Linked DNA regions of Homo sapiens: regions 2, 3 and 4 are each linked to region 1. A link is a loop called in an ENCODE intact Hi-C map of the cell type or tissue named here. Cell type or tissue: CD4-positive, alpha-beta T cell. All regions are shown on one strand. Region 1 overlaps ARL8B (ARF like GTPase 8B). Region 2 has its middle 180 kb from the start of MIR4790. Region 3 overlaps EDEM1 (ER degradation enhancing alpha-mannosidase like protein 1). Region 4 has its middle 55 kb from the start of MIR4790.

Region 1 (8,000 bases):
GGCCTCACAATCACGGCACAAGATGAAGAAAGAGTAAAGGGGCTTCTTACATGGTGGTGGGCTAGAGAGAAGTGAGAGCCATGCAAAAGGGGTTTCCCCTTACCACAAAACCAACAGATCTTGTGAGACTTATTCACTACCTCAAAAAACAGTATGGGGAAAATCGTCCCCATGATTCAGTTATCTCCCACCGGGTCCCTCCCACAACATGTGGGAATTATGGGAGCTACAATTCAAGATGAGATTTGGGTGAGGACCCAGCAAAACCATACCAGAAGACTTTGTTCCCTAAGAACCAACAGGAGAGCATTATTTTTAAACACTGCCACACACGCTCCCCAAAGTGAGGAACAAAAACTAATCACATCTTGGAGGCAGAGCTTACAGTGAGCAGAGATGGTGCCACTGCACTCCAGCCTGGGCGACACAGCAAGACTCCGTCTCAAAAAAAAAAAAAAAAACAAAACTAATCACATCTTGTGTAGTGAGAAGCTATCCTGACCATTGCTACCCCTGAAAGAACATAACAGAAAGACCTATGAGCCCTGCAAGCCTTGCACTGCATACTGCCCTAATTTCTTTCAGACAGGATACCCTGCAGGAATTGAACTGACTCATTCAGAATTCCCAGGTCCAACATCATCCAGTAACTACTTCTGCTTCCCGTTCAGTTTCATTTCTCTAAGGGAAGTTACATAGGAGTTTTTCTGGGCCATGAAGAAATACAGCTGATGACAAGCACTCTACAATATTCTGGGTCTGCCTCATTCTACTTCCAGGGAAATAAACTCCACTGCTTACTGAAACTGCAGTATCCATCAGTGGCCATTTAGGTCTGCAACTAAACAAATGTCAAAGATGTTACTGAGAAGTTACCCAGAAACACTTGTCTGCAAGGCTCCTAATGACACTCAGATCCATTGTATTAGAATAAAAAAACTTATAAATGTGACCAAGGATTATAGCATATAATGCCAGGTGACAACATCTCCATAACCCCTTATCAGCTCTTTTCTACCTGGAAGATAAATGAAGCCCCTAAAATTCTGTTCCACAGGTACATCATAAGATAAATAGGCAATCCTCCCATTAAAGACTATCTTTAAAGACTGCTAGCCTAGGCATAGTAGAGGCAAGAAAATGTTTACAAATACTATTTTGCCTGTTAGACTCTGGAGGAAGCAAACCATGGCACCTGTCATTGGATACATTAAAGCCAAGATTGTAACTTCTTAGTCCTTTAGTGCCTACTTTTAACATTTTTCTGCCTCACAATTTTGCAACTTCATCTCCCAAACTAATAGTATCATATGGATTGTCTCATGTTCCCTTCTACTGTAAAAAAATTCAGTAACAATTTTTTAAAATATTATTAATAATTCCCTAAAATCATTTTAAACTACAGTGTATGGAATCTTTTAGCTGTCTGCTTATATATCAGTAGAGACATCTGTTTCTCAAGTGATCCTGGCAGTACAGTGGTGTGGCTGCAGAGAATGCCATGGGCTGAATACATTCTTTCACCGGCTCCTCCACACTGCAGCTCTCTCTGGGTATTACTGAAGAAACAGTAAGCACTGTAAAGCCACTCCATTAGTCCAGTCAGTGCTTTCGACATTGTTTCACAGTGAAACTCAACTCTTAAAATGATGGACAGTCATAAAATACTAAGTCACTGTACATTTCTCAGGTTCCAAACTGCAGTGCCTTCTAGATAGTAAAATCATTATTTATTCAGTAGCTGCCTAAAATTCCACTTACTATCATCAGGGTGGGGAGTGTGGCAGGTGCAGTAAGCGCAGTAAGAAGTTGGAGTGACAGGAATGCTTTTCAATCACATGTGATGACTGCATCAACAACACATCCTTATTAGCTAAGCCATATGTAATTGGCTTATACTATTTAAAAATAATAATGATAATAGCTCAGCATTACTCATTTTACTCTGGCCTCGTATTACAGAAAAGAAAACTTGAGGTCAAGGTCACAAGGTCACATACACACAGCTAAATAGTGGCAAAACTGGAATTTGAACCTAAGTTTAAACTTAAAAGCCCTAAAAGTGATTTTCCACTTTAGTGTAATGCCTCAGGCATTTGGCAGTTATTTGTTGGCAAATGAACGAGAGTCATTATTTGTACAAAAGCTTGAAGTCAATGTTAGACTGCTGAACAACAAAATACAAACTCCATGATAAATTGAGAGGTTGTAAATAGATGCTCTGCTAGTCTTCTACTCTGGTGAAAAAAAAAAAAAAACTTAGAGCAATCACCATCTCTTCCACCAAGCCAAAACTATTAACTACAACCAAATTTATCAGCAGAAGAAAAACCCAAATAAACCAGTAAATTTTTCACCAAGTTGCCCCTAACATCCTAGCACATCTAGGATGGGTTATGGCACCGAAAAAAAAAAAAATCCCCAACAACAACAACAAAAACCTCTCATTTTAGTTTCTCTCTCAAAATGACAGAAAACCTTCAAGAATCAGAAACCATTAAAATATAATAATAGTGAGCAAAGAAAGAAGATTTAAAAAGAAGAATCAGAATCAGAAACCAGGCTAGGCACAGTGGCTCGTGCCTGTAATCCTAGCACTTTGGGAGGCTGAGGTGGGAGATTACTTGAGGCCGGGAGTTTGAACCAGCCTGGGCAACACAGTGAGATCCTGTCGCCACAAAAAATAAAAAGTTTTTAAAAATTAAAAAAAGGGCTGGGCATGGTGGCTCACGCCTGTAATCCCAACACTTTGGGAGGCCAAGGCGGGTGGATCATTTGAGATCAGGAGTTGAGACCAGCCTGATCAACATGGTGAAACCCTGTCTCTACTAAAAATACAAAAATTACCCAGGCATGGTGGTGCATGCCTGTAGTCCCAGCTACTTGGGAGGCTGAGGCAGGAGAATTGCTTGAACCCAGGAAGCAGAGGTTTGCAGTGAGCCAAGATCAAACTACTGAACTCCAGCCTGGGTGATAGAGTGAGACTCCATCTCAAAAAAAAAAAAAAAAAAGAGAAAATTAAAAACTGGTCCCTTGTGCCCAGTACACTTCTACTCTGAAACTCAGGAACTTTCATTACCTTCTGAAATTGAATTCCCACTCAGTGCTCACGTGAAAGGTGAGGGGGTTCCACTTCATCTAGCATCTAGTAGAGCACATGATCCTGCCCTAACCCCCGAATATCACATCAACCTACCACCTAAGGAGTACTCATTCTATGCCAGTCACTGTGCCAACTGTCTTACCTCACCATGAGCTCATGGGGCAAGTATTCTCATGCCCAAATCCCCAATGAGGAAACTGAAGCTTTGAGGAGGTCACAGAATTCTGGCATATCCAGAATTTAAATTTAGGCCTGCCTGATCCCACATACTTAAACATTACCCTATACTGTTTTACTCTATTTAAGTCAACAATTACAGAGCAGTAGGCACACTGCTTCATTTAAAGGCCATAAATATTGAAAGGTTGTTGTCTGAAGGTAGAGACCAATGAACAGATAATTTGCACAGATAAATATAATTTTGATCAAGTGCTGTGAGGAGACGAGTTAGGGCAAAGTTTTACAGACCTGGGACCTGAACGATGAGTAAGACAGTGCCATCTAGGGGGAAAGGAGTACCAGCGGACAAAAACAAGCATCACAGGCAAAGAAAATCAATTGGTATCTTGGGCGTCTCAGTCTCTCCATCATTACCACAATCTAACATTTACTTCAAAGGCCTACTTCCTCTATCCTTCTGCCCACAGCCATTCTGCTGTAATTTCACTAGCTAATTTAAATCCCCTTTCCAAATCCTGCCAGAATAAATACTAAAATTTGTAAGTGTTCCTAGGAAAGATAACATAGGGTAGTACTAACAGCTAGTAGAGTAGACTTAAAACACTTGGCACAAAGAGCCAAAGAAAGCAAAAAATGCACATGGAACACTATAAAGTCATGCCCAGCTTCCAAACTAATTTCAGTGACAGGAGGCGGAAGAATTAGATTTATCAGGAGTCAAAGCAAGACCCTAAAGGATGTGTAAAAATGGAACCCAGATTCCTCATAACTCATCTATTTTATGGAACAGTACACTTCAGACTGAATTGGAATTGAATTTCAGACCCAAATGACAATTAACTGTGTCACTTAATCTTTGTTTATCTTACATAAATCAGTAAATGTCTACTTAAAGCAAGAGGGCCAAAAGAATAATATAATGCCTTACGTGAAAACATTTTATAAAATAATCAAGTTCACTTGAACCCAGGAGGCAGAGGCTGCGGTGAGCCAAGATCACGCCACTACACTCCAGCCTGCAACAGAACAAGACCCCATCTCAAAAATATACATAATAATAAAAATAATAATAATAATAGGCCAGGCGTGATGGCTCACGCCTATAATCCCAGCACTTTGGGAGGCCGAGGCGGGTGGACTGCCTGAGCTCAGGAGTTCGACATCAGCCTGGGCAACATGGTGAAACCCCGTCTCTACTAAAATACAAAAAAATTAGCCACGCGGGGCAGCATGTGCCTGTAATCCCAGCTACTCGAGAGGCTGAGACAGGAGAATCGCGTGAACCTGGGAGGTGGAGGTTGCAGTGAGCCAACATCGCGCCACTGCACTCCAGCCTGGGCGACAGAGTGAGACCCTGTCTCAAAATAATAATAATAATAATAATAATAATAATAATAATAATAATAATAGGCCAGGTGCGGTGGCTCACGCCTGTAATCCTAGCACTTTAGGAGGCCGAGGCAGGCAGATCACAACGTCAGGAGTTTGAGACCAGCCTGGACAATATGGTGAAACTCCGTCTCTACCAAAAATACAAAAAGTAGCTGAGCATGGTGGCGTGCACCTGTAATCTCAGCTACTTGGGAGGCTGAGGCAGGAGAATCGTTTGAACCTGGGAGGTGGAGGTTGCAGTAAGCCGAGATGGCACCACTGCACTCCAGCCTGGGCGACAGAGCGAGAATCCATCTCAAAAAAATAATAATAATAGTAATAATTAAGTGAGCCAGGAACAATGGCTCACACCTGCAATCTCAGCACTTAGGGAGGCTGAGGCAGAGAATTATTTGAACCCAGAAGGCAGAGGTTGCAGTGAGCCAAGACTGCACTCCAGTCTGGGCAACAGAATGAGACTGTCTCAAAAAAAAATAAATAAATAAAAAGATCAGATGTGTTTCATTAATTAAATGAAATAATTTTTACTGAACGTTCTTTGTATTGGAAATGGGAGGAAAGGATGATTACATAAAATAGGATGTCTAGGAACTATATGTTAACTAGCCTAAAGAATAACATAGTAGGCCAGGCGCAGTGGCTCATGGCTGTAATCCCAACACTTTGGGAGGCTGAGGTGGGCAGATCAGCTGAGGTCAAGAGTTTGAAACCAGCCTGGCCAACATGGCGAAACCCTGTGTCTACCAAAAACACAAAGATTAGCCAAGCGTGGTGGTGTGTGCCGGCAGTCCCAGCTACTCTGGGAGGTGAAGGCACAAGAATCGCATGAACCTGGGAGGCGGAGGTTGCAGTGAGCTGAGATCATGCCACTGTACTCCAGCCTGGGAGACAGAGCGAGACTCCATCTCAACAAAAAGAATGACATAGTGAAGGTGGAACAGCCATTTCCTAACTTGTTTTATGGTAATGTCCGCATGTTCCAAAATGAACTGCTATCTGTGAGCACTATAAATCCATTATTAGACTGCTCTAAATGAGTCTCTAAGCAGATATCAAAGAACCTAACTGGGCTATGAGGACCAAGGATCACACTTTGTCTTTTCAACCACACAGTAAAATGATCAGTAATGTAATCTGAGTAGAAGAAAAATGATACTCTAACACTATCTACGTGTTTACCTGGCACCAAAGAAAAATCCCAACTTAAATGTCAAGAAATCAAATATCCTTTAGATTTAAAGCACACAAATCACACCTAGAAAATTTTCTCTTCAGTAGAAAGTCACTATACAAACCTAAGCCAGGCACTTTCCAGAAACAGAAAAATTACTCTTCGAATTCGACAGCAAAGGCTTCCCAGCCTGCAAACGAATCTGACCCACTCTGAATATACAGCCTTCATCCCAGCTATTAAAGACCTCTTCTGGGCAGACTGCATTCTGGCCACAGATTCATGTACATAAATACACAAATAAATCAAGATAGCCCAACAGCAATCCTGAGGAGTGGAGAACATTCTGCCTAGTCCTTGTGTCCGAAACATTGGCAAAACGAGTCATCAGCAGGGTACGGTAAGTGACAGCAATCAGTAGAAATAAAAGATCCTACAACCCACTCTTTTGAAGAGAAACTAGGAATGGATCTCAACTACTTCCTGTATCTCTTATACTCCTGAAGACAAAATTAGGAATTGGATGAAATGTTAATTCTCAGTTTTTGTGCCACTGAACTTAAATATAGCATTCATAGCCTGTCATTTCCAACCAGCCATCCCTTTATATCATTAATTATGTAACACTTTTTTTTCCAGGGGTGTGGGGTGTGCTGTGCAGTGCAGGGGAGACCTGGTCTCACTCTGTCGCCCAGGCTGGAATGCAGTGGCACCATCATGGCTCACTGCAGCCTCCTGGACTCAAGCCATCCCCTTACCACCTATGCCTCCCCGGCAGCTAGGACCACAGACACGCAGCAGCACATCCAGCTAATTTTTTTTATTTTTTTATTTTTTGTAGAGACCAGAGTTTCACTATGTTGCCTAAGCTGGCCTTGAACTCCTGAGCTCAAAGGATCCACACCCTTCTCAGCCTCCCAAAGTGCTGGGGTTACTGGCATGAGCCACCACGCCCCAGCCTGTAATACAATTTATACTCAAATCATCCCTTTTTCTTCTAAACCCATTCTTTCTTCCCCACCCTGTAACTGCTGTTTGCTGATGGTACAACCATATTCCCCACCATTCAATCAAATCTTTAAAAGGGTCTTTGCAAATTCCCCTTTGTCCTGTACCTCTGACTTAATTGCTAAATTGTACTCATCCTATTTCCATAATAATGCGTACCTTTCCCCTCCTCCCCAACTGTCTCCCTCAATGTCTCTCAACCAGACCTCTGTAATAACCTTGTAACCAATTTCCTTGCGGATGGTCTCTATATTGCTGCTAAATTAATCCTTCGGAAACACAGGTCTTATCTTATTCCTCTGAATTAAAACCTTCAGTGGCCCTCCATGCCTAATGTCACACTCAGTCAAGGCCCTGTGGGAGCTGACTGATCTACTTTTCCAGCCTTTGTTTCTTTTTCCTTCACTAAGGTTATGCCTAAACCAACAAAAAAATTTCTTTCCCTCAGCTGTGCCTTTGCTTTTCCCACTGTTCCTGCTTGAATATCTTTTTTCCCCACATGATATCGGCAGTTCCACAAGGGCAAGAACATTGTCTGCTTTGCTCCCCATTATATTTATGCTGCCCAAAACACTGCTTGACATATTTGTTGAATAAATGAAATTCCTCTACTCTTATAACCCAGCTCAAAAGCCATTCCTGCCACTGTCCAACCAAAACTCAGCAAACAGCCTTACTAAATAAAACTCCTCCAATGTCTTAATGGGGTGGGTCAGGGGAGAATTCCAATAGCATTTTGTATCTTAAGGCACTTAATATTCCTCTCCTATACATGGCACATACCCGACCATAAATGACCTTGTCTGGTACATTTATAAGTTATCTATCACAATGCCTTGCACCTAGTTTAAACATGCATGGAGTAGGTATACTTTGCTGTTATTATTCATTCATTCATTCATTCAGTATTTAAAGAGCTTGTCATGTGGCAGGGACTGTTCTTAGCAATGGGGTACAGCATTGTAAAATATGATAAAGTCTTGGCTCTGTGAAAAGGGACAGACTATTAGAAACAAGAGAACAAGATAATTTCTGATGGTTAAAAATAATGAGAGGAGCCGGGCGCAGTGGCTCACGCCTGTAATCCCAGCACTTTGGGAGGCCGAAGCAGGTGGATCACCTAAGGTGAGGAGTTCAAGGCCAGCC
Region 2 (8,000 bases), 290 kb before region 1:
CATGCATCCTCACAGGTTCTGTTTGAATGACATTCTCCCTTGAAAGGCTCCTTCATCCTCCTCCTGGGCTCAACTCAGCATTCAGCAGCCTGTGTTCCTGTAAAACTTCGTGTCTCTACTAATGTTTGTCAAGGTATATCATAATTCATTATTTTATATCTGTTTGCTCCTACCAGGCTCCAGGTTCCTTAGGGGCTAATAGGGTTGGGCTGTGCATCCCCACCCAAATCTCATCTCAAATTATAATCCCATTTCAGGGGAGGGGCCTGGTGGGAGATGACTGAATCACAGGGGCAGGTTTCCCTGCTGCTGTTCTCATGATAGTGAAAGAGTTCTCACAAGATCTGATATAGTTTAAAATTGTGGCACTTCTCCCTTCACTGTCTCTCTGCTGCCACCATGTAAGACATGCCTTGCTTCCCCTTTGCCTTCTTATTGTAAGTTTCCTGAGGCCTCCCCAGCCATGGAAAACTGTGAGTCTTTTATTTATAAATTACCCAGTCTTAGGGAGTTCTTTACAGCGCATGAAAATGGACTAATACAGGGGCACAGAGACTATAAGCACTCAGCACCGAGCAGGTACTCAATAAATGTTTAATTGAATTGAACAAAAGGAGAGTCATAGCAGAGGGACAAATTAAATCAGAATGACAGTATTCTAAACAATAAGATAGACCATTTATAAGCAGAAAGATGTTCATTAAGAAGTGTTTATAAAATATGATCTTAAATAAATGTACACATATATGCAGTAAAAGATAATAAGCAACCACATTTTAACAGTGAACTGACTTTTGGTTTATCTATATTTTCTAATTTTCCTGGCCATTAAAGCATATTAACTATATAATATAAAAGTTAAGTGGATCTTTAAGAACAATGTAAGCTCTATTATTGAAAAGCGAGGGTCAGGCCAGTGACAACTAGCAGATCTGCAGGTTAGACAAGGAGGCCAATGAGCAATCAAATACTCAGGGCCCACAGAGGAGATGACTTTGAAATGGAGGCAGCTTCTGTCTTGGATACAAACCTTCATTTCCATCCTATGATGAATCCATCCTATGAGAGCAGAAGCCAGTGACTGGTTCTCAGAGTGAGACCATCTGGGACTATGTGGGAGCTAGTCTATTAGGTTAGGGACATGGTAAGAGCCAGGCTGAAGGGGACTGGGGAGACAGGAGATGAGGGTGTGGATCCTCACTGCTTCCTGGCTCTTGGTTTCCTGGTCTTGTTCCCACCTTTCTCATAAGCAGCCCCACCTTACAAACTGAGTTCTTGATTGTGTGCAGAGCATCAAATAAACAAAGGGTGGGAGCTGAAATAATCCAATCCCCAATGATCCACTTCTCTATCTCTTAAAACACTGGAATATCAAATGAGAAAGGCCTTTAGTGATCATCTTCTTCAAATGTCTGGTTTTACAGATAGGAAATATCAAACATCAAAGAAGAGAAACATTTTTAACCCAAAGTGGTTATTTGCTTTCAATTAACATGCCAAGTTGGTTAGATAGGGGGTAGCTGCTGGAAGTGCTATTAGAAAATATCTCTGACTCCACAATCAGGCCCAACTGTGAAGAGAGTTGAGTTGATTAGTAATGTCTGCCCAGGGCAATGGACAGGGCATAGGTGGCCCACAAGCAGTCCTCTCCTTAAGCCCTCAGCAGCAGCAGCAGGAAAATCTAGTACTTGTAATAGAAGCCACACATGGAAGGAAATGGCACCATACACAAATTTTCTAACTTAATAGAAAGCTGATGCTTTGAAAGATGACATGATATGCTCAAAGTAATTTAAATGGCAAGCAATAGAATACGGATTCCAATTCAAGTCAGCCTGCTCCTAAAACCCAAGCTCTTGACCATTATGCTATAGGATCCTCCTTGGCAACTGTCCCTTTTACATTAGCCCTTGATGCACCTTGCTCAGCTCTCACAGCTCTTCTAAAATAGCCTTAAGACTCATCTACTTCTGATTTCACTAGCCAGTGCTGTTTGCTTCACACACAAGGACCAGATGTCCCAAATCAATCTTCTTTCAGGTCGAAAGTTTGCCATTTTCTGAACCTTTACCACAGAACCTCTTTTACATGTCATTTGGTTCCAGCCCTTCCTCCTAACCTGCTTGATTTATTCACATGGGGAAGAATGACTCACAAGTTGCACGCAGACAAACCCAGCTGTGTACCAGAGATAATTATTTCAGAGTAATTAAAATGAGCTATGGGCTGCCAAACTGAACACCAGAACGTGATTCTGCACTTTCTCTCTTATCTGCCTAGTCCGTTTTCTTCTGTCAAAGGGACTGCTTGCTAGGATGGGGGCTCCCCAGCCCTAATACATTAATCATCACACTTCAACTGGCTTATTAAGGGATCGTCTCTACACAGAAGACTTCCTACAGCTCGACAAAACTGTAGTCTGAAATCAGAGGGCTCCAAGGTGACCACTTACGCCACTTGCTGTTGGTGAGCTCCCCCATCATCTGTCCCAATCTGACACCAGAGTGTCACAGGACAGTAGGAACGGTGGGAGAAAAGGAAAAAAGCAGCTGGGACAAAAGGGAGGAGCTGGATCTCAATGCAGCTGCCCCTCCACCCTAAACCATTGCACTGACGTTCTATAGCATGGGTTTTAGCTCCTCCATATAATGACCTTGAGTTCCACTCTGTCTTTAGGTCCCCTCAAGCAGAGCTGAGATGGAGATGTTTGTGCAAGTGATTTACTGAGGAACTGCTCTCAGGGAAACCTACAGGGGTGTGAGAAAGATGGGTTAGGGCAGAGGAGCATCAAGGCAAACCATACCTCCAGAAAGCTCTCAGCCTGGTGCCATGAGGGCTCAGAAACGTATATAGTTTGTATCGCAGAGTTGGAACCACCAAATAGCAAGGGAAGCGAGTTACTGTACTCTTCCAGGGTCAAGAAGCAGCAAGGATTCACTCTCCTTTCCTGTCTCTCCAGTCCCCTCCAGCCTAACTCTCTTACCATGCCCCTAGCCTAACAGACTAGCCACCACATAGTCCCAGTTCTTCCCATTCTGAGAACCAGTCACTGCTATACTCTTCAGTCATTACCAAGGGCCACCTCTGTGTCTGCGGGGCAGAAGGTGGACTATCTCCTGGCCTGGCACTCCCATGAGCCAAGAACCACCCTTGGAAAAGAAAGGTAGGAGTGAATCGTTAGCAGGCAACACCCACAGCAGCTGGGAGAGGGGAACGCCAATAAGGTAACAAGGAACTGAGTGGGACACTAACAGTGCCTGCTAAACTCTCTTAAATTGTTTTACTTCATTTAGACTAAGAACACTGAACTTGCAAAGGATCTCAAGTCAGGAGTCCTGAACCTGGGGTCTATGGCCCCCAAAATATCCATGCTTGACCTCGGGGATTATGGGATCCCACTAATTAGAGGATTATGGTTTGCAAAATGTGCATAAACATCATTGACACGGGACAAGGGACACAGGTCTCATTTGATTGTCTGTAAAGTAGATGACCCTCTTGGATTCAGAAATTTTCCTCTGAATTTCTTCACAGCAAGGGCAGCTATAACCAGCCTCCTCCATGCAGCTTTCCCTGATTCTTCCTAGTAAAAGTGAATTGCTCCTTTTTTTTTTTTTTTACCTGGAGTGTACCTCAGAGGCATATCTGGGGGCATGGGCAGTAGACACTACCTTACATATTCCAAAAGTAGCAACTTTTTAAATTTGAAGATGGTGATGACAATGATTAAAGCTAAAGTTTATTAAGTACTTGCCATTGTCCAGTTGTCATTCCAAATGTTTGCATGTACCATCTCATTTAATTTTCAAGCAGGAATGGTTATCCTTGGAAGAAGGAATGGTTATCTCATTCTCTCATATAAGAAAACTGAGACATTATGTAACTTGCCCAACTTCCAAAAGCTCGGAAGCAGTAGAATCAGAATCCGAGCTCACGCAGCCTGACTCCAGAGCTGCAAGGATGTTAGAGGAAGCCATGTAAAAATCAGCAGCTGAAGCATCAGGGCTCAGACTCAGAGCAGGGAAGAAGACACACAGAGGACTGGGGGCCTTTTAATGCTCCTGTTTCCCCACGACCGATGGCACAGGCTGTGCCCTTGGGACACAAGTACTCAAACTGCTTATAAGCGAATAAATTAAACAGTTTAATGAGATAAATTGAGTAGACAAGTACCTAGCTCAGTTCCTAGCACCTGGTAGGAGCTCAGTAAATGGTTAGCTTACCTTCTATTTAAAGAAAGAAAGCTACTTTTATCCCTTTTCCCCCAGATACTTCACAGTGTCTCAAAAAACTATGTTAGGTACAAAACTACTGAATTGAATTAAATGGGTGTCAGAAAGAGGAGGATTGCAAAATTCAAATCAGATAGTAGGAGAGTATTGAGGAAGGAAAGAAGAAACGAGAGAAAAAAGGAAAGAAGGGAAAGGAGAAGCCAAACTTCTATTGCGAGAGATATACCCAGCACGTCCAAGTCAGCGAGATGCCGCTGACACACATCTGCAATTTGATTTGAAAGAGCCCAGTGTAACTTGCATCTGTAATTGGATTTTCCTGTGCATGCCCAGAGCGGAAAGGGAAAATGCTCACCTGAATTGGAAAGACACTGAATGAGAATGCATATTCATCTTGCCCCTCTCCAAGCCAGTACTCCCACTCCCTGTTTTTTCCAGACACTTCTCCATAGCATTTTATCACGCGCTCCTTTAATCAGTCAACACCACAGCGCCACCTACCGTCCCTGGATGCACACGGGTGAGGTAGGCCTCGGCTTGGACCTGAGGGAGATTGTAACGTGCTAGACTAGGGCCCATTCATCAGTCCTGTGACAAGCCTGGCTACAACGAAATTGCCACTCAGCATTTCCAGTGGCAGACTCGCTCCCCTCCCCTTCTCGATGCCAGGCTCTTTCTCTCCACCGAAGCATTTTCTCACCGAGTAAATGGGTAATTCAAAGAAAAGGAAAGTCTCCCAGGAAATTCGACATGGTGCTGGACTGGTCACGGATTTTCTCGTGCTATGACTAGGAGGATTTGTGGCTACAAGGAAAAAATGCTCAATAGAGCTAATCACTCCGGCAAGTGGGAAGCGACCCGGTAGGCTGACATGCACGTCTGACTGGCAACTATTGAAAGATTTCATTTGGTTTCAAGCTCTAAAACTATACCAACAATTACAAAATGAGTTTTCTGAATGCATGGTGCTTGCTTGAGCAGGCTAAGTAAACTGCTCTTCAGTTACCCCAGCTGGGTTCAGTGTCTTCTCAGGGAGCTGCCCACAGGCACCTGCAAAACATGTCAACCACCACGACTGACAGTACCACCGGCCAGTCATACAAATGGCGTTGTGTCTGAGATCTCCCCGCTTCTCAGCCCAAGTCCACCTTGTCCATTCTGCTGTGCAATGCTGAAACTGTTTCCCAAGCACCCTCATTAATTGACTTCCAGTTAGATTCTGTAGTGGGAGATACTGGAGGAAATAGGAAGGAGGGAAAGTGACTTTCTTGTGTTTTCAGCTCATCCTGGCCTTGCTGCAACCCATCAGATAGCTCCTGCATCTTTCAGTATTCAGGGCATTTGCCCCTCAATGTCCTACCCTGGGGCCCCTGAGCCAGCTAAGTACCAAACATACGGCAAGCTCCCAGAGACTGGCCACCAGCCCTGCGTACGGCAGCAAGCTTCTCTGCCCCACTCAGCACCTGGATTTCTGTAACATCATGTTGTCCCGAGGGTGGTGACTGCTCCCTCAGTGATTCCTGTGCCGCTTCAATGTCTGCTTTTTATCTTTTCCGTCTTCCCACACCATGTAACCAACTCCCTTGATTGTTTCCCCTCAGCTGGAGATTTCTGGACTGGTTTTGATTTCTTGACTTTATACAGCAGATACTGTGCACAGACAGTCAAGGGTATAAACAGTGAAATGTTTTTGAGAGATCAAGAACTGGTTTATGAGTCCTATATGCTTTTTTTTCAGGATGCCTGTTAAGAGCAGGCAGATAGAGGCCAGGCACAGTGGCTCACCCCTGTAATCCCGGCACTTTGGGAGGCCAAGGTGGGCAGATCACCTGAGGTCAGGAGTTCAAGACCAGCCTGACCAACATGGAGAAACCCCATCTCTATTAAAAATACAAAATTAGCCAGGCATGGTGGCACATGCCTGTAATCCCAGCTACTTGGGAGGCTGAGGCAGCAGAATCACTTTAACCTGGGAGGTGGAGGTTGCAGTGAGCCAAGATCACGCCACTGCAGTCCAGCCTGGGCAACAAGAGCAAAATCTCTGTCTCAAAACAAAGAGGAGGCAGCTGGGAGCCAGACAGATGGGTGGGGAGGTGTCTTTAAACCCTGACTACGCCACTTACTATTTGTAGAACCTTAGACAAGTTACATGATCAAATGGCCTCAGTTTTTCTCATCTGTAAGATGGGGATAGTCATGACACCCAATGCAATGAGTGTAAGGAAAATTCCAGGTTCTGGGTTTATTCAGAAAACTACTACCCTGAACAGTCTGCGAATCCTTGAGCTGATAACAGAGATTAAATTCCAATCGAGAGAAGTCTCATGCAGGAGAGCTGCAATGGGCAAGGCAGGGACCTGACTGACAATAATAGCTACATTTTGTCTCTGCCTAGTATATGCTAAATGCTTTATATGCACTGACTCTCTTAACTGGGACAACCAACATGTAAGATGGATAGTATTGTCTCCAATAAACAGATAAGGAAACCAGAGCTCGAAATGGATAAAACACACACACACCTCAAATCACACCAGTAAGGAGTTGGCTAATCCCCAGCCCCAGTCTGGCTAAGTAGTTCCAGAGCCCATGCTCTTAACCATGAAGCTGCCTAGTAGAAGAATTGATAAGGTCACAAGCTAAGAAAGTAAGGAGAATGGAGCAAGGACAGATACGTGGAAGCCATGCACGAAACAAAAATAGCAAACAGGGAACGTACTTAGTACATTTCTTTTTTGTACACCTCAGGACAGAGGTTCCTGCATGAAGGCATCATGTAAGACCAGGTTGCAGGGATGTCCTGGCAAATATCGAATCACTTAACTATTATAGGCTCAAAGGCTTTGAACCCCTAGGGTCCTCTCAGAATTTTGAGCTTTGAAGAATTCCAATATTAAGGAAGCCCACTGAGAAAATTGGCTCCCATGAGACTCTCCCCACCAGGCACTCAGTAGCCAGTTCCACACAGACCACCAATAACTGATTCCAGCAGTGAAAGCAGGTGCTGGGTCTTATGCATAGAGAACATAGCAGTGTGGTGCCATATGTATGTGAAAGTAGGTTGTAATAAGTCCACACAAATCACTGGGTTCAGTGCATGCGTGCTAGAAATAAGCTTTTCATCTACAAGAAAATCATTGATCATTGCTAATAAAATAAGTAAGCACTTCCTGTATCATAATCAACTCTGCCAAGGCTCAGCCCAGTGGGGCCCATCAGAAGCTTTGTAATAAGAATGAAAAGTTACAGAAGCCTTAAACAATAGAGCAGCTGAGAAAAGGCCCCACTGGACTTGGGCGGTGCCAGAAATCCTGGCACAGTGAAATAGGGAACTGGAGGGAGGGTTCATGAGATAGTCAAAAACATCTTGGTTGCCTGCCTGCATTTGCTGGAAGGGACTGTTTTACAAAATGCTCACCGCAAAAATCACTGTCAAAGAAAACTCCCACTCCTACCCACCCACCCACTTAGTGGAAAGAACTTCTAGGCACTGGTGGTGAACAAAGCCACAAGAAAGATCACAAAGGTGGAAGATGATCCCCCAACCCAGAACACCAGAAAGGATTTTTATGTGATAGCAGTCAACATTCCTAACCCTAACCAATACACCACATGTCCCAGGCAGAGCAAGTCCCAACTTTAGTTCTTCTCTGCAGAAAGTAGCAACAGGGACACAAAGCAAACAGCAGGGTGGGTCTGGGGACTTCCTTCTGGAGCTTCCTCTGGGTTATGTTGGGTCATCAGGGGTGACCACAGCTTGGCAATAGC
Region 3 (8,000 bases), 77 kb before region 1:
CACCCATGACGCTTCATGGAAGCCAGACTAAGAGTCAACCCTGCTGCACTGTGTAAGAGTAGCAGGTGTGTATCAGTGTGAGTTCAAAGAGAGATGTTCTGGCTAAGAAAATAATAACAAAAAAACAAAGGCATTTTAGCACAACTTCCTCCTTCTACATGCTTACTTTTACAGGATGAAAGGCAAAGACTGGCCAAGCAATTTCCATCCCCCTTTCACCACGGTCTCACCATGTGGCTAAACAGGCCTCCTGAAACCATAGCAGTAGCTGCGACATCCAGTGCCCCAAACCAAAACCAATATAAGGCACTAATCTAAAGCCTGTATTACACAGAGAAATGGCTCAAGGATGCTAAAAGTCATGTGATCATTTCTTTCTCCCTGATTTAGCTAATTGGCACTAGACACAGAAAACAGAAACAAAACAGAACTCTAACCCAAATATGGTCAGAAGTGAGAATCCTTGCTTAGGAAATATGAGAAAGATGGAAGCTCAGACAATCTTAGGTATTGTTCTCTCCCTAAAAGGCACCTGATTCTGGAACTATGGGAGTTCCTCAGGTAAGTTCATATTCAAAATGCAAAATACCACCCAAAAGATGTCAGTTAACCTCTTAGACCATAACATAATAACCTAAGAGACTATCTGTTAAGAATTCTGGTTAAGACCATTCTTCTTAAGCAAATAATTTGTAACACTGTAAAGATTACTTGAGGCAAACATGAAAAACTGGATGACTTTTTCTCCCATGTGATCCAAAATCACGGTTGGATATCAGGGGAAGACCCCAATTATCTAACAACAGAAAGGATGACATTTTCAATGCAATTAAATAGGGATACCAAATGAACCATGGGCCCTTTTGCAGAAATTTCATTCTCAATCCTCTAACAAAGAAGTAGCTAGCCAGGTACAGTGGTGCTCACCTGTAATCCCAGCTACTCGGGAGGCTGAGGCAGAAGGATCACTTGAGCCCAGGTAACCCTGTCCCAAAAAAATATCAAGACCCTGTCTCAAAAAAATAAAATATAATAAAAAAAATTTTTTAAAGACATAGCAATACTCCAGTATAGCAGGTGCCAGCAAAGTGAAGAGACTTAGGTTCTGAAGTATAAAGCTGTGAACATCAATCCAAAGATGCCCCATCTATTGTGCTTATAACATCAACATGTCATAAGAGGGCAATTTCCATGTATCTTCTCACTTCAAATTATATCCTTAACAGGGCATTTTATTGAACAGGAGAGAAACACTGAAGTGTGCAAGGATTAACCAGACGTGGTGAGGTGTTGCACAGAAATTCCTACACCACCATGGACAGCAAGACTTCTGTCCCCTTTCATTTCAGACTGGACTTTGGCATGGTCTGGGTTTGGTCGTTAAGGTCTGGTTCAAGATGAGGCCTCACAGAGAGCAGATCAAATCAAACCAACCATCTGGTCAATCTGTCGCATGTAGATGCTCTTTAAGGGCAGGGAGTACCTCCTCTCATCAGGTACACGATTGCACTAGAAAGACAAAAACGAGGGAAAATTAAAAACTCATATGTTGCTCTCTCAGGAAATGTGACTGGATGACTTAATCCAGGGTTTCTCAGCCTGTGAACTACTGACGTTTGGAAGTAACTGTTGTGGAAGCTGCCTGTACACTGCAGGACGGTCAGCAGCACCCCTTGCCTCTCCCACTAGGTGCCAGTGGCAACTCCTACGCCTCAGCTGTGAAAATCAAAAACGTCTCCAGACGCTGTTCCAATGTTCCCTGAGGAGCAAAATCACCCTCAGGTGAAGACCAGTGACATAATTTAACATCCTCACTCACTTTATAAAGAAATGGCAGATCCAGGGAAGCTAAAAGGCATCGCAGCAACTGCTTCGTGGCCAGGACTGAAAGCCACATCCCTGGGGTCCTTAGTCCGCCCAGAATTTCAGAAAACATTTCTGCTACTTGAAAATACTGTGTTTTTCTGAGCTATGTTTTTCTCATTCACAACTCACTAAACTCTAAATGCTTAAGACTATTTCTTTAATTAAAACCCCCCCACCCCCACCACTTTTTTTCCTCAAAGCAGATGCACATCTTGAGAACTAACCAACTGTGACATCCCTGGAAGCAGTTGTCTAAATACATTCATTATCTGCTTCATCTCCAAAGAAACATTTTCCCCACGCTTTGTAGTAAGTTGAACTTACTACACCCTGCTCCTCATCCCTGGCAAGATCAAGACTGGCCGGTCCTTCCATTGGTCCCGACTGCCCCCACCAGCCCACATCTCTGTGCTTTTGCAGGTGCTACTGCTTCTGCCTGAACACCCTTTCTGGGATACCCCTTTTCATCCTTCAAGGATCTCCAGCAAGTGACCTCCTCAGGGAATCCTGCCTTGATTTTCTCTGGAGATTACTCCCTACCCTCTGTGTTTCAACAGCACTACAGACAAACGCCTAGGATGGAAGTGGATTCCCCACTAGGCCATGCTCCTATCCAGAACCGGGAGCCCTTCTGAGGGCCTGAATCCCTGGTGCCTGGAATCATGGGATCAGATCTATTAGTGAGTATGGCAGGTCAGAGATGTCTCCTTCCTAAAAGAGAAGACACTGCCTGGGTCCAAATCCTGGCTCCACTGTGGGACCTGAACCTCTCTGTGCCTCCCTTTCTTCAGCTGTAAAATGGAGATGTTAAAAGTAACCACCCCTCACAGGGCTGTTGTTAGAAGTAAACAGATTAATGTACGTAAGCGTTTAGAATGGTGCAAAGGCTAACCCTGGTATGTGTTTGCAAATGCTGGCTGTTATTAACTCTTCCCCCTCTCACCCTCCTTCCCCTTCCTCCCGATTATGCTTTGTCCACTCAATCAGCGCTCCATGACTGATGGAAATGGGGGCGGGGGTGGTTATCTACACTCTGGCCTATCGATTTACTTCATAGACTGATGGTGAAGACCTTCACTGGGGCATTAACGGAAAAGCACTGAAGCACAGTCGGCGATGAGAGGGCACCCCTAATGCCAAGGCAACCCATCTGTGGGGAGGCTGCCGAACTCCTGACCACCAAGGCCCTGGGGGATAACAAGATTTGAAATTTTGACTGACCTACATTTCCCTATCCTCACTTCCAAATCATCCTATTTGATTCAAATCAACACAACTACCTGATACTTTCACTAGGGATGCAAGGACTTCCATTTCCAAATTTTTCCTGCTGCTTCTCAGGACAATCTAGGCATGTGGAGTAAAGCCCCACTTTAAATGAATGTGGGTGTTTGCTGCACTTCGAAGAGCATCTTCATTGGGACCATCGTGACCATCACTGCTTTTTTTCCCTTCTGCTGCTGGTAAATGATTTTGCTGAATGTCTTCCATTTGCCCCTCCAGGTCCACTGATGGATCATATCAACAGGCTCCCTCGGCCTCCAGCTTCTGCCCCAGGCAGCCAAGAAGATGCTCCAGCAGGCAACTGGGGGAGCGGGGAGGGGTCACATGTTGACTCTGCCGGCTCCCTCCAGGCAAGGCCTTGAAAGTCAGATCTGAGCCGTGGCTCCTGCTGAGTGCTCGCTCCTCCCACAAGGCTCCCCCCTTCCAGGATCCTGTAGCCACTCTCCCCACCAGCACCTGCAGCCAGCAGTGATGATGCCACCGCTGCTCCTGCGGTTTCCCTATACCCTGACAACAGCTATGTAAATGGTGTCTTTAGGAGGTGTTTTCAAATCTCCCAATCTGCATACACCATCAATTTTCTGTCAGGAAGTCTGAACAACTAAGCAATTCATAGTATCTTCTCTTCCTCTATATGCAAATCACCCCTGGAAAAAGCAACTCACGTTGGAGCTGGAGTTGATGACTTTTAACTCATGAGGTTTCGGCCTGTGCACAGACTTTCCCCCTTGGTCCTGCCCTCCCTCTTCAGAGAAGAATTCCTTCCATGGCAATTCCCGAAGATGCTCATCCACAGATACAATGTGTCCCTCTGTTGTGAACATGTATCTGGTTCCAGACTTGTGTACTGGATTGTCTTCATCAAACAGCTAGAGGGAACGGAGAAAAAGATACAACCAATAATTGTAGCACACTGGGAACTGAATCATGGGGGCGTGTCCCAGCTACTCAGGGAGTAGAATTTGCTTGGGCCTCATGCTTCTCAGTGACAACTGGGTGAAAAGGAATTGACTGACAACTGTGGTGCCCAACCCAGGCTGCAAGGCAGAATCACCTGCTTCATCTAAACTCAGATGCCCAGACCTGCCTCTCCCCTACACATACCCTGCCCAGACGCAGAGACTCAGAAATTCTGAAACTAAGGCCCAAGCACAGGTAGTCTATAAAAGTTCACTGGATGATTTCCATGTGCTACCTAAGAGTTCTCCTGCTGGAATTCTAGAACTACACCCAACCTCACACACACCTAGACCCTGAACTGTAAATGCTGACAGGGAGGGACCAAGTTTTATCCACCACCATTTCCCCAGGGCCTAGCACAGAGCCCAACACATCTGCCAACATTCACTTCACTTCTTGCACAACAAGGGTTGGGCTCTGAAGACGCAATGGACACAAGGCACAGTCCTTTCCCTCAATGGTGCATGTGACACGGAACGAAAGAGCATCTAGAAAGAACATCTAACCCAATATGGGATGCAACAGTGCAGGAGAAGGCAAGTGTTCTGTGAATGTTGAATGAATGAATACCTAGAAACTCTTTGAAACTTTATTGGTCACCTAAACTATTTCAAGATGAGGAAAAATGAGATTCAGTGCAGCTTGTCAATGTTTACACAGTAACAAGAGAAGAACAGGGTAGACCACAGGTTTTCCTCTCCCCAGACTCTAGGTTCTTTCAGCTAGCACACCCTCCAGGGTCACCTTCCTTTTACTCTAAAACTCGCCCTGTTAACGTCCTTCTGACACCAGTGGCTGCTGGATGGAAATATGTAGCTAGGCTCTGACCAGCCTGATTTAGCAGAACTGAGCCACCTGCAAGGAGAGCAAGAACCACTGCACACACAGGAATCGACAGCAGGACAGCTGTCTTCCCACTGGACAGATCACATGGGCTGCTGGTGGACATACCTCTGCAGTCATCTGTGAAAAGACCCCAGACAGAGAAGAGTATCGTCTTAATGGATTAGACCAGCAGCTCCAAAACCTGGCTCATGTGAAACCACTGGAGGCACTTGTCAAAATGACAGATTTCTGAGCCCGCTTATTCTGAAGATTCTGACTTAATATGGCTGTCATCTTAGCAAGGGCCCCAGGGTGATTTGGACCCAGCTAGCCCCAGGCCTAGGAACCACGGAACTAGATAAACACAATTTATCACAGCTGCTTCTATCTCTGACCCTCTGCCCAAGTTCTCAGTTGCCATGCTATCTTCTAACCTGGAAATCCTGCCCTCTGTTTCTATGTGGCCATACTGAGGAAAGTGGCAGGGGGCACGAGAGTGGCTGTATGCACGAGGCAGAGCGGTGAGATGGAAAGAGCACCAGACAGGGAGTCAGGACCACAGTTCACACCTCAGCTCTGCCACAGCCATCGCCATACTTTGAGCAAGTCGCCTGACCTCTGTGTAGGCTGTAGTTCTTGTGAGGGAAATGATGAACATATGAACATTAGGTAATACCAAAGGGTTCGTCCAGGTCCAGAAATTCTCTCTCTCTACACACACACACACACACACACACACACACACACACTCACTCACTCATGTGCCTGAGGATGTGTGTATGGACAGAGACAAGGCTGAGCTGCAGGTCTTGGCTAAGATCACATACATCAAGAGAAGTGAGAAGCCATTATGAACACAGCTCTCTTCCTCAGAGGCGTCTTCCCCGACCACCTGTAGTTAGATACAGAACTAACACTGGTTCTGTATCAATCGTTACCAGGATTTCCCACAGTTTGTAATCATAAGTTCAGTTCTTGGTTTACTTGACAAATGACTTTTCAACAAGGTTGGAAACCATGAAAGAAGATAGTAATATCCTTTGGTTCTGACAGCGTTTGCATCCTGGGAATGCACAATGTCCAGCACATAGCTTTAGCCAGTAAGTACCTGTCAGATGGAAGACTATGCGAATGCTTGCTCTAAGCAATACTAAATATTCCTGGGTTCATCTTGCAACACACATACCAGATACAAATATTTACAGGTCTCACTGAGAAAGAAGCTCTCCATCCGGTCTTCTGTGGACTTGTCAATGACGTGATGCAGCGTGGCGTACCCACACCTACAAAACAATCATCTGGTCAGTCCTGCCTCTCTTCCTTCCCACCTGCTGATTCACTTAAGAAGCAGAAACATTCTCTTATCAGAATAATCAACCAGTCATCCAACACCATATGAAACTATGTTTACATTGAGGGGCTCTCCTTTTTTATAGCCTGGGTTGTTTGCAAATTTACTTAGCAAGTGCTTTTGGCTGCTAAATTATCAGGTGAGTTAGAGGGTGTGGGCGTGGTGGCGGGGTGCTGGCCAGAAGCATAACGTGGCACCAGGAAAATGACCGGCAACAAATGTAAAAGGACTAATTTAAATTTCTAGTCCTAATACTTGTAGAATTGACTTATTATTGAGAATTGACTTATTATTTGAGTATTGACTTATTATTTAAGATAGTACTTAAAAAAAAAAACTTACAGCAGGTAAAAAAAAGCATGTCACAAAATTGAAATATAGAGTATGTTTCTTATATATACATATATACACACATCATATATAAAAATATTTAAAAGATTATAAGTACATACATTTCAATACTGACTACAGTTTTCTCTGTATGTGGAGATTACAGTGATAATATTCTACTGCTTTATATTTTCTGTACTCCCTAAACATTTTAGCGTATATGTTATTATATAACTAGGGGAAAGAAGTTAGAATGAACACCCATAATCTGCTAGAACCTCACGGAAAAGAAAGGGCAGTTCTCAGTACAATGGAAAGGTTCTACTACACCAAAAGGTAAGCAATTTCCCTGTAAATGTAACATTAATGACCTGGTTCTATAAATTAAAATGCAAACTAGGATATTTCCCCAAAACAATTTGAAATAAATTAAAAGTGGCTGACAGAAAAAGGTAGGAACTTAGAAAACTGACTTGACTTTTGTGTACTTTTCCAGACTCTGCAGAATATCCATTCCTACATGGAGGTAGAAGGGATTCTTGGTTGCCTAGAGAGAACACGAGAGAATGTGATCCAGCATGGGCTTGGAAGACATGCCATCGACAAACATCATGGTGACTGCGGGGCTTCCCCATGGAGACGAGTCGCCAGCCAAAGGAAGAAACAGGGCCCAGGTCATTTATCTTGCAGGGTCACAATGGTTAGAGGACTAAGGTACTCCGTCAGTTCACATCAAAGAGTACCTGTGATTTGGTTAACTTTAGCCAGGGGTAAGACCATCTGTTCCAGGGTAGAACAATAGTCTACTTTGGTTGCCATCATGATTAGAAACAAAACAATGCCCACGCTGACAGCACCATATCTGAGAACAAATCCAATTTCTATCTTGCCTCAGAACTCTCCAGAAACTTAAGACACAGGCACAGGAAAGAGGACCTTGCCGCCATTCCAGTTATGGCACCATGAGGAAAGGCTGATGGGAACAAGACTTTCCGAAGTATGAAAGGAGGCCGCCACCCTTTCCTTTCTAATCACCCTGAGAAATCAGTCCTCAGTTGCCTACTCTTCTCACACATACTCTTAGATGGTTTTACTAGAGAAAAACTTCTCTGGGAAGATAAGCCTTTATCCAACAAACAGTTTAAAAGTTGGGGATCTTTAATTCATGCCTAGTGCCAGATTGCAGCAACAAACAACAAGGTTAGCAGTCTCCAGATTAAAAGTGCACAGGGTGTGGCTTCGGAGGGTAAAGCTGAAGAGTGCAAGACATCTCTGTCAACGTGAAGGAGAAACGGAAAACATGAAAGAAGCAGTGACAGAAACAAAGAGGAGTAAGCTCACAGGCCACAGGACTAAGCTTAAGAGAAGAAATCAGCCAGTAACC
Region 4 (8,000 bases), 170 kb before region 1:
GATATATACATCCTCTGCCCACTCTTTCACTTGCCCATGGCAATTGGCTCTTGAATTTTTATCTGGCGGAAAGACCCACCATGGTGCTATGTTCTGTTCAAAGATGTTTCCCTCGAGGTCCTGGTAGTTCTTGTTATAATTTGACATCAAAAAATAAATAACAAAGAATTACTCAGCAGGCTTAGGAATCCTATCCACCTCAGCTGAGCTCCAAATCATGCCAAGAATCTAAAAGGTCTGACAGAGCTCCCAGCATATTCTTCAGGGGAACTAAATGAAGTATACCACACACATGCCAGTGGCCAGGCTCACGGAGAGCAGCGCTGTCATGGCTCATCTGCCAAAGGCAGGAAAAAAGGGCTGGATGTAGATTTCAAGATCAAGTGCTGCTCATGGAACTGAACTCTGAAGATATTCCTGGGGGCAGCCAGGAGAACAGGTCTAAGGTAATCATATTTTCCCAGACTGCAAATTAGGACACACAAGCACAGAAGAGAATGTTTCTTTTTTGTTTTGGTGTATGTGTGTATTGATTCTATGTATCTAAAGAAGCCAGTAAAATTTAGAATTAACCTCAAATTGTTGGATTTTCCAGGACCTTGGAAAGGCTTGGTTTCTGGGAGATAAATGGAAAGTACATCTTTAAACAGGGTTGTCTAAAAAAAAAAAAAATGCTATTTTTGCATCCCTGTGCCTACCTTTAACTCAGTTCCTAAAAGAGACCCAAAGATTTACACTTTGATCCAGGTGCAGTGGCTCATGCCTGTAATCCCAGCACTTTGGGAGCCCGAGGCAAGTGGATCACCTGAGGTCAGGAGTTCAAGACCAGCCTGGCCAACATGACAAAACCCGAAACCCCATCTCTACTAAATACAAAAATTAGCTGGGTGTGGTGGCACGCACCTGTAATCCCAGATACTCAGGAGGCTGAGGCAGGAGAATTGCTTGAACCTGGGAGGTGGAGGTTGCAGTGAGCCGAGACTGAAACATCGCACTCAAGCCTGGGCAACAGGGCAAGACGCCATCTCAAAAAGAAAAAAAAAAAAAGGATTTCCACTTTGTGCAAAGAAACTTTCAATGGTTCAACTTGCCTGCAAACTACACTGGAAAAATTTTAGGCCAAAATTGAGGACTCTTTCTACCCTACAAACCTAACTTTATCCCCTTTTTCAAACTGTATTAGTCAGCATAGACTAGGCTTATGCTGCAGTAGCAAATAAACCTCAGATCACAGCCTATTCACTTGGTATATTTCTTGCTTAAACTACACATCCAGCAGAAATGCCCAGGGTGCCCTGCATCACAGATGTACTCAGGGACTCTGGCCGGCAAAGGTTCCGTGACCTCGTCGTGGCACATCTAGAACACAAATCTGCCCACTTGGTTGACACTGCAACGAAAGGGGCTGGAAAATTGTGGACAAGTTTTTCAATGCCTGATCCCAGAAGTGATGCGTGTCCCTTCAGGTCATGCTTCTTCGGCCTGTAGTAATCATGTGGCCTCGCCTACCTGCACGGAGGGCTGGGACATGGAGAAGGAGCGATGCAATATGGAGTGAGACTTCTTGGCAGCGCCCTGCAAACCCTCCAGCCTTCAAGAAGAATTGACTACTTATTTAAAAGCCCCTTAGAATCAGGCAGAACTAGGCTCAGCTCCCAGCTCCTCCACTTAATTCCTGGCATGACTTTTGACTATCTAAACCTTCTAAGCCACAGTTTCTTCGTGTATGGAATGGAGGAATAATAATAATACATATGCCATCAAGTTACTGTTAGAATTAAATGAGCAGATTTATGTAAAGTGCTCAGAACGGTGTCTGATACATAGTGAGTCCTCAATACATGGTATTTATGATGATGAAAATGAAGAACATGATGATGATGATGCTATTCTATTCCATAATCATAGCACCTTTAGGAATTTGTTGCCTGAGCCTTTCTGATGTCCATGTCCTCAGTACTAACATAGTATCTGGCCTGCAATAGATACTCAGAAATGTTAAACTTTTGTTGAACTTAGCTGACATGTTGACTTAGCTGACATCTCAATACTTCTTGAGTATTCTCCCCTCTAAGCCATAGTTCTTTTGCTCTTGCTATTTCCCTCAACCAGAATGCCCTGCTAACATCTCTCTGCCTTTTCTTTCTGTCTTTCTTTCTGTCTTTTTTGAGACAGGGTCTTGCTCTGTTCCCCAGGCTGGATGATACAATTATCACAGTTCACAGTAGCCTTGACCTCCCAGGCTCAAGTGATCCACCCCTCTCAGAATCCCAAGTAGCCGGGACTACAGGAGTACACTACTGCACCCAGCTAATTTTTGTTTTGTTTTGTTTTTGTAGAGATGTGTTTTTGCCATATTGCCCAGGCTGGTCTCGAACTCCTAGGCTCAAGCAATCCATCCACCTCAGCCTCCCAAAGTGCTGATATTACAGGCGTGAGCTACCGTGCCTGACTATCTCTCTACCTTTACAGTGCTGCTCCTCCTTCAGTCCTTCTCCACCACAAAGCTTCAACGAGTGACATTAGTCCTGCAGGCCCCTATTTCCCTTTCCTCAGAAGTTCTACTTCTTTTCTTGTCAATAATGGCCCTGATTATTTGACTATCTCACATTCAACATCTTGGTCCTCCAACAAGAATCTAGGCCTCTTAGAAGTAGAGACTGCATATTTTGGACTCCCAGTAACAATTCATAACAATAACAATAATAATAAATATTATTCTTTAGCATCTATAAGCCAATGACTATATGACAGCATTTCTCAAACTTTAGCATGCCTCAGAGTCACTGGGAGGGCTTATTAATACACAGATTGCTGGCCAGGTGCAGTGGCTCACGCCTGTAATCCTAGCACTTTGGGAGGCCAAAGCAGGTGGATTGCCTGAGGTCAGGAGTTCGAGACCAGCCTGGGCACCATGGTAAAACCCCGTGTACGCTAAAAATACAAAAAATTAGCCGGACACGGTGGTGTGTGCCTATAATCCCAGCTACTCGGGAGGCTGAGGCACAAGAATCGCTTGAATCTGGGAGGTGGAGGTTGCAGTGAGCTGAGATTGCGCCACTGCGCTCCAATCTGGGCGACAGAGCGAGGCTGCGTCTCAAAAAAAAAAAAAAACAACAACACACACACACACACACACACACACACACATACACACACAGATTGCTAGGCCCAACCCCCCAGAGTTACTGATTCAGTAGATCTGGGGTGGGACCTGAGAATCTGCATTTCTTTTTTTTTCTCCCCCTCCTATTGTAAGAATTTGCCTTTCTAAGGTGTTACTAGGTGATGCTGATGCTGATCAGCTGGTCCAGTGACTACACTTTGAGAACCACTGTTCTACACGATGTTTTACATTTGACATTATATTTAATCCTCACAACCAGCCTTTAAGGCAGACCATGCTTCCTCATAGAGAGTTGAAGAACAACTCTCTATGAAGTTGAAGAAGCTCAAATCGCACGGCCAGGTTCACCCTGCTGGGAAGCAGCATATGCCAGATTGTGACTCAACCCTGGCCAAACCTTCGCTCTAAACCATTAGGATAATTGTGGATATTGATTATATTGTAACATACAACAGTTTATTACTGATTTAAATAAAATGTCAACCTTCCCTTTTCATGAAAATTCGAATCAAATTCTAATGCCCAGGAACATTAGTGTATGCATCACTCTTAAGGAAGTTTGCTCCAGCTCAGAATAAATATGAATATCTTTCCCAATAACTGAAGCCCTAAACCAGAAGCAGAATCACAGTAGCAGGGAAGACACAATAGCCACAAGCACTGCCCCAGGCGAGTGACTGACTTCAGGCCCTATCCTCTTTGAGACGATGGCTGAGTCCTTCCTGTGGGACTCCCAACTTTCCTTGGTGTTTGCCTTTTATGCTCCAGTTGACATTTTGACTATTTCCTAAGACATTTGGTAAATACAGAAATAAACTGAAAGAGTACAGCACTTCCTCAGAGTAGCATCTGGATAGGTTTAAGCACCCAGAAAAATCCTGGGAGACCAAGCGTCTTTTCGTGTGACCATGTTGCCCTCTAGGGGCCGTTCTTTTCCAGACACTGTTGCTTCTCTGCCCAGTAAACTCTTCTGAAGTTCGAAGATGGGCAACCGCATACTCATGGGGCAGTGAGATTTGGGGGAGATCTGTCTGTTGAGAACAGGGAAAGAGAGACCAGAAGTGACCTGTATGACCCTCCACCACTTCCAAACCCCTTTTCCTACAGGAAGCCAAGAGTCCTAGAGTGTCTATCCTTGTCTAGTCTAATCATTGGGCCACACCTAGAAATCATGCTCAAGGACATGGCAGACAAAGGCAAATAGAGATGCATGAGACATGTGAAAAAGAATGATCAAGATGGTAAAAAAGACTCAAGACCAGGGAGCACATAGTTATAGGAATGGATAATATTTAGCCAGGAGAAGAGAAGACTTGGAACATTGCAAAGCCTCCAAATATCTCAGTGGTTGGCGGCATTTCCAAAATCCTGTTCTGCAAGAAGTGAACCAGTATTTTACGAAGAAGGTTCTGAGGACAAATACATTTAAGGAACACGGATTTCGTCAATGCACGACCTTTTAATACACTCTAAGCCTTGTCAGTCTCTAAGGGGACAAAGAGTACAGTGTGTTTGCCAAAGTTATTTGGCCAGAAATTCTTTTCCCCTAGGAATGCCTTGCAACTTGTCACGGGGCACTGGTTTTCATAGAAAACACTTGGGGGTCATTAACATCCACATTTGTCCAGGACAAAAGGAGGACGTTCGTTTTCCTAGATCCAAATTCAGACAGACTTGAAAATAACTGTGCTAAGGCTTGTTCTGCACAGCCCCAAGGTCTATAGTAATACTGTAAATTGGCATAACACTTTACAGGTTACAATGCACCCCTTTTACGTTCTCTCATTTCATCCTCACAGCAATTAGGAGAGCATGCCACCCTGCCACCCTGCATCCCTGGGTTTAATTGAACAAACTGAGGCTCAGATAAACTAAGTGACTTGTCAAAGGACATGTGACTAGTAAATAACAGACCTGAGCCTAGAATTAAAGTCATCTCACTCCCACTTGACTGGTTGTTTTTTTTTTGTTTGTTTTTTTTGTTTTTGTTTTTTTTGTTTTTGTTTTTTTTTGTTTTTGTCTCCTGAGCCAAAGGAAAGTTGAATCTAGCAAATTCCACATCCTGGAAATATTTAAGAACTGACCGAAGTCTACTTCATAGCCATAAAACCACTCCCTTTTTTAAGTTCTTAACTTCCTGTACTAAGTTCATCTCATTTATTTCTCCCAAAACAATTCTCTGAGGTATAAGTTATATTACACATGTTTTGGGATGGGGAAATTGAGGCTCAGGAAAGTCAAGTGACCTGCCCTAGGTCATATAGTCAGATCTCCTTGACTCTGAAGCTCTAAGTATCACAAGGAGATTCGTGATGTCTGAAGTGTAAGTGCTCTTGGAGAGTCTATATCTTACGATAGATTTTTCACTGCTGGTACCCCTGCCCCCATCCCCTCCTTCAGCCTTAACAGTAGGTTCATTTGTTCAAGCAAAATGCCGGCCAGAAACAAACAGTACCAATATCCCTAATTATTTCCCCAAGGTGGTTTGACAAGAGTGTGGTTTCCCATATAACTCTGTTTTTGTAATTTATGAACACATTAAGGATACTTTTTATTTTGGGGCTTGGATACAGAAGGAAGGACCTGCTTCTTCTAGGAAAATACTGACAGCAGCGAAACCCTTAATATTCATAGGTTTTGTTAAAAAGAGACATTCTGTCAACCCCTTCTCATTATAATCTGAGGTGTTAATTAGTTTTATAGTTTTGTTATTACCTATGCTTCTCACTTCTTCATCTGCTTTGTAAAAATTAAAATAAGGAGACCAAAAAACTTCCAAACATTTTAACAACAAAAGTTTGGGGAACAGGCAGAAAGACGTGATTAAAGATTACAGCCCGTTTGGATTTCGTCCTACAAAACAGAAGAAATTCTCATGACTTAAAGGTAACCTTGAAACAGTAACCACTGAAAATCATTTGAATGAGTAAGTCTTTATCCCTCATCTTTCCTTGTACAGGAATATCAAATGTGTCATTTCAAACAGCGGGTAGAGCTCCAAACTCAGAAACAGCACACCTAGCTAGGGATGCTTTGCTTAATCCCTGTGTTAGTTTTCCTAGGGCTACGATAACAAAATACCACAGACTGCGTGGCTTAAACAGAAGTGTATTTATTTCCTCACAATTCTGGAGGATAGATTGTCCAAGACCAAGGCGTCAGCAGGGTTAGTTTCTCCTGAGGTCTCTCTCCTTTGCTTGCAGATGGCCCTCTTCTCTTTGTCTTTCCAAGGTCTTACCTCTGTGGCTGTGTGCGAATCTTTTCTTATAAGGATACCAGTCATATTGCATTAGGGACCACCCATATTACTTCATTTCACCTTAATTATCTCTTCAAAGGCCCTAACTCCAAACACAGAAACATTCTGAGGCACCGGGGGTTAATACTTCAACATATGAATTTGGGGGAATATAATACAGCCCAAAAGAATCCCCAATATTTATTCAGCACCAACTATGTATGCGAGCCTGGAGATACAATGAAGAGCAAAATTGGCAAAGACCCTGCTCTCTTGGATCCTACATTTTGGTGGGTAATGTAACAAGAATCTCTGATAGGTACTTGGTGGGGGTAATAGTCCTAATCTTAGTCATAGACAAAGTTGTAGTCACAGTCAAAGCCATAGTTCAAGTCATGCGGGTAGTCTTTTATCAGTGTTATCTTTATTGGAAAGCCACGGCCCTGGGAGTGGGAGAGTTTCTCAGCTTTTCATTCACTACCAATGCCTAAAGGACAGGCTGATGATGACCTGGTTGTGCACCCAAGCTGGCACCTCTGAAAGCACACCTGGACCATGAAGATGTTTTCTATTTTGTTTCTTCTCTGAAGCAAGATGGACATTCCACCCTGACGCATGATTTCTGCTCTAAGGCTGTTTTTGCACGGGTGGGCTAGCGAGACCCTAGATATCAAGAAGTGTCTAAAATAGCAATGAATTGGGAGTCACTAATCCTACATCCAAATCCCACCTCTGATACTAATTTATTGACGTTGTGCAAGTTGCTTCACTTCAGGCCTGAATTTCCTTACTCATAAATAAGAAGATTAAATTATATCAATTGTTTCAAGCTGTGCTCTGAGACAAATGTATACACTGTCCATGTGCAGAAACTGCACAACGCCACACAGCAGTCCTGCTCTTCAGGAACCCAGGGGTTCCACAGATATAAGGTAGGGAAGGTGGAGGGATGGGAAGCCAATCTGCTGCCTCCACTTCAATCACAGCAGTTCTACTTTTTATCCTTCTATCTTGCCCTTCTGCATAACATTTTGTGAAGTCTTTGAAGCTCAAAGATTCTGAAAACCATTAATGACTCAAAGGCTGATTCCATTGCTAATATCCTGTGATGATGACTCTATGTCCTGTAAAAAGAACTCCCGGGGATGGGGCATTCCCAGCAGCCACTCTGGGTTTAGGGCCAGAGACTGTGCTTCCTTCTCACTAGACCCCACTCTCTCTGGGATGGGTGACCTGATTGTATTCAGGAGGTTAGAAAGTGTGTCACATTGCCCAGAGACGTCAGGGGTGGGGGCAGGGAATATCGCACTCCTGTCTAGGAAAATTTCATTCCATTTGGTGGCTTAGGCTTTTCAAGCAGTTATAGAATCCCCCCTCATTAAGCCTTCTAAATTTATTCCTCTTGTTCATCACTCAGAGCCGCATGACACTTGGTGCTGTCACAGCCTGTCGGAATTGAGGAATCCCACGTTGCTGTTTATTTTTAGCTTCACTTGCTTACATTTTAATTTCAGACTCTGCAGGGAGTTTTCTCTCCTTCACAGTCTTAAATTGGTAAGAAGATCCGGGTCTTTAGGCACAAGGTTTTAAGTCTACCAGTGTCTCTGAGTGAGACCCTGTGGTTGATACATGACA

What was found. Hi-C counts contacts between places; a loop is a spot of excess contacts. Peaks named below come from ENCODE experiments on the same cell type or tissue, not always from the same donor. Only the 100,000 strongest peaks of a DNase experiment are listed, where the experiment ranks them.
Region 2: it touches region 1 in a loop (2.5-fold over the local background); 6 of 110 quality-filtered maps call a loop at or near these places.
Region 3: a loop joins it to region 1, with 2.3 times the contacts of the local background. A loop is called at or near these places in 6 of 110 quality-filtered maps.
Region 4: a loop joins it to region 1, with 8 times the contacts of the local background. A loop is called at or near these places in 12 of 110 quality-filtered maps.

Annotation. Positions count from the first base shown.
Region 1 is chr3:5,132,449-5,140,448 of GRCh38, reverse strand. The region is part of intron 1 of ARL8B (ARF like GTPase 8B); the gene reads right to left. Among named protein-coding and RNA genes, the nearest start is that of ARL8B, 14 kb to the right of the region's middle. RefSeq lists an enhancer at 217-306 and a silencer at 3,531-3,825. In CD4-positive, alpha-beta T cell, a CTCF peak has its summit at 3,632 (motif pointing left); DNase peaks (open chromatin) are centred at 88, 668, 3,238 and 3,598; H3K27ac peaks cover 921 bases.
Region 2 is chr3:5,423,267-5,431,266 of GRCh38, reverse strand. No RefSeq gene overlaps it. Among named protein-coding and RNA genes, the nearest start is that of MIR4790, 180 kb to the right of the region's middle. RefSeq lists enhancers at 1,921-2,000, 2,051-2,230. In CD4-positive, alpha-beta T cell, CTCF peaks have their summits at 4,495 and 4,695 (motif pointing left); a DNase peak (open chromatin) is centred at 4,746.
Region 3 is chr3:5,209,338-5,217,337 of GRCh38, reverse strand. EDEM1 (ER degradation enhancing alpha-mannosidase like protein 1) reads right to left here. Exons shown (of 12, transcript NM_014674.3): 9 at 7,090-7,163; 10 at 6,122-6,218; 11 at 3,816-4,019; 12 at 1-1,509. The coding sequence ends at 1,420. Among named protein-coding and RNA genes, the nearest start is that of EDEM1, 26 kb to the right of the region's middle. RefSeq lists an enhancer at 3,453-3,954. In CD4-positive, alpha-beta T cell, no CTCF peak of the experiment used is centred here; no DNase peak of the experiment used is centred here.
Region 4 is chr3:5,301,620-5,309,619 of GRCh38, reverse strand. It overlaps the pseudogene LOC124906205. Among named protein-coding and RNA genes, the nearest start is that of MIR4790, 55 kb to the right of the region's middle. In CD4-positive, alpha-beta T cell, a CTCF peak has its summit at 4,087 (motif pointing left); a DNase peak (open chromatin) is centred at 4,049.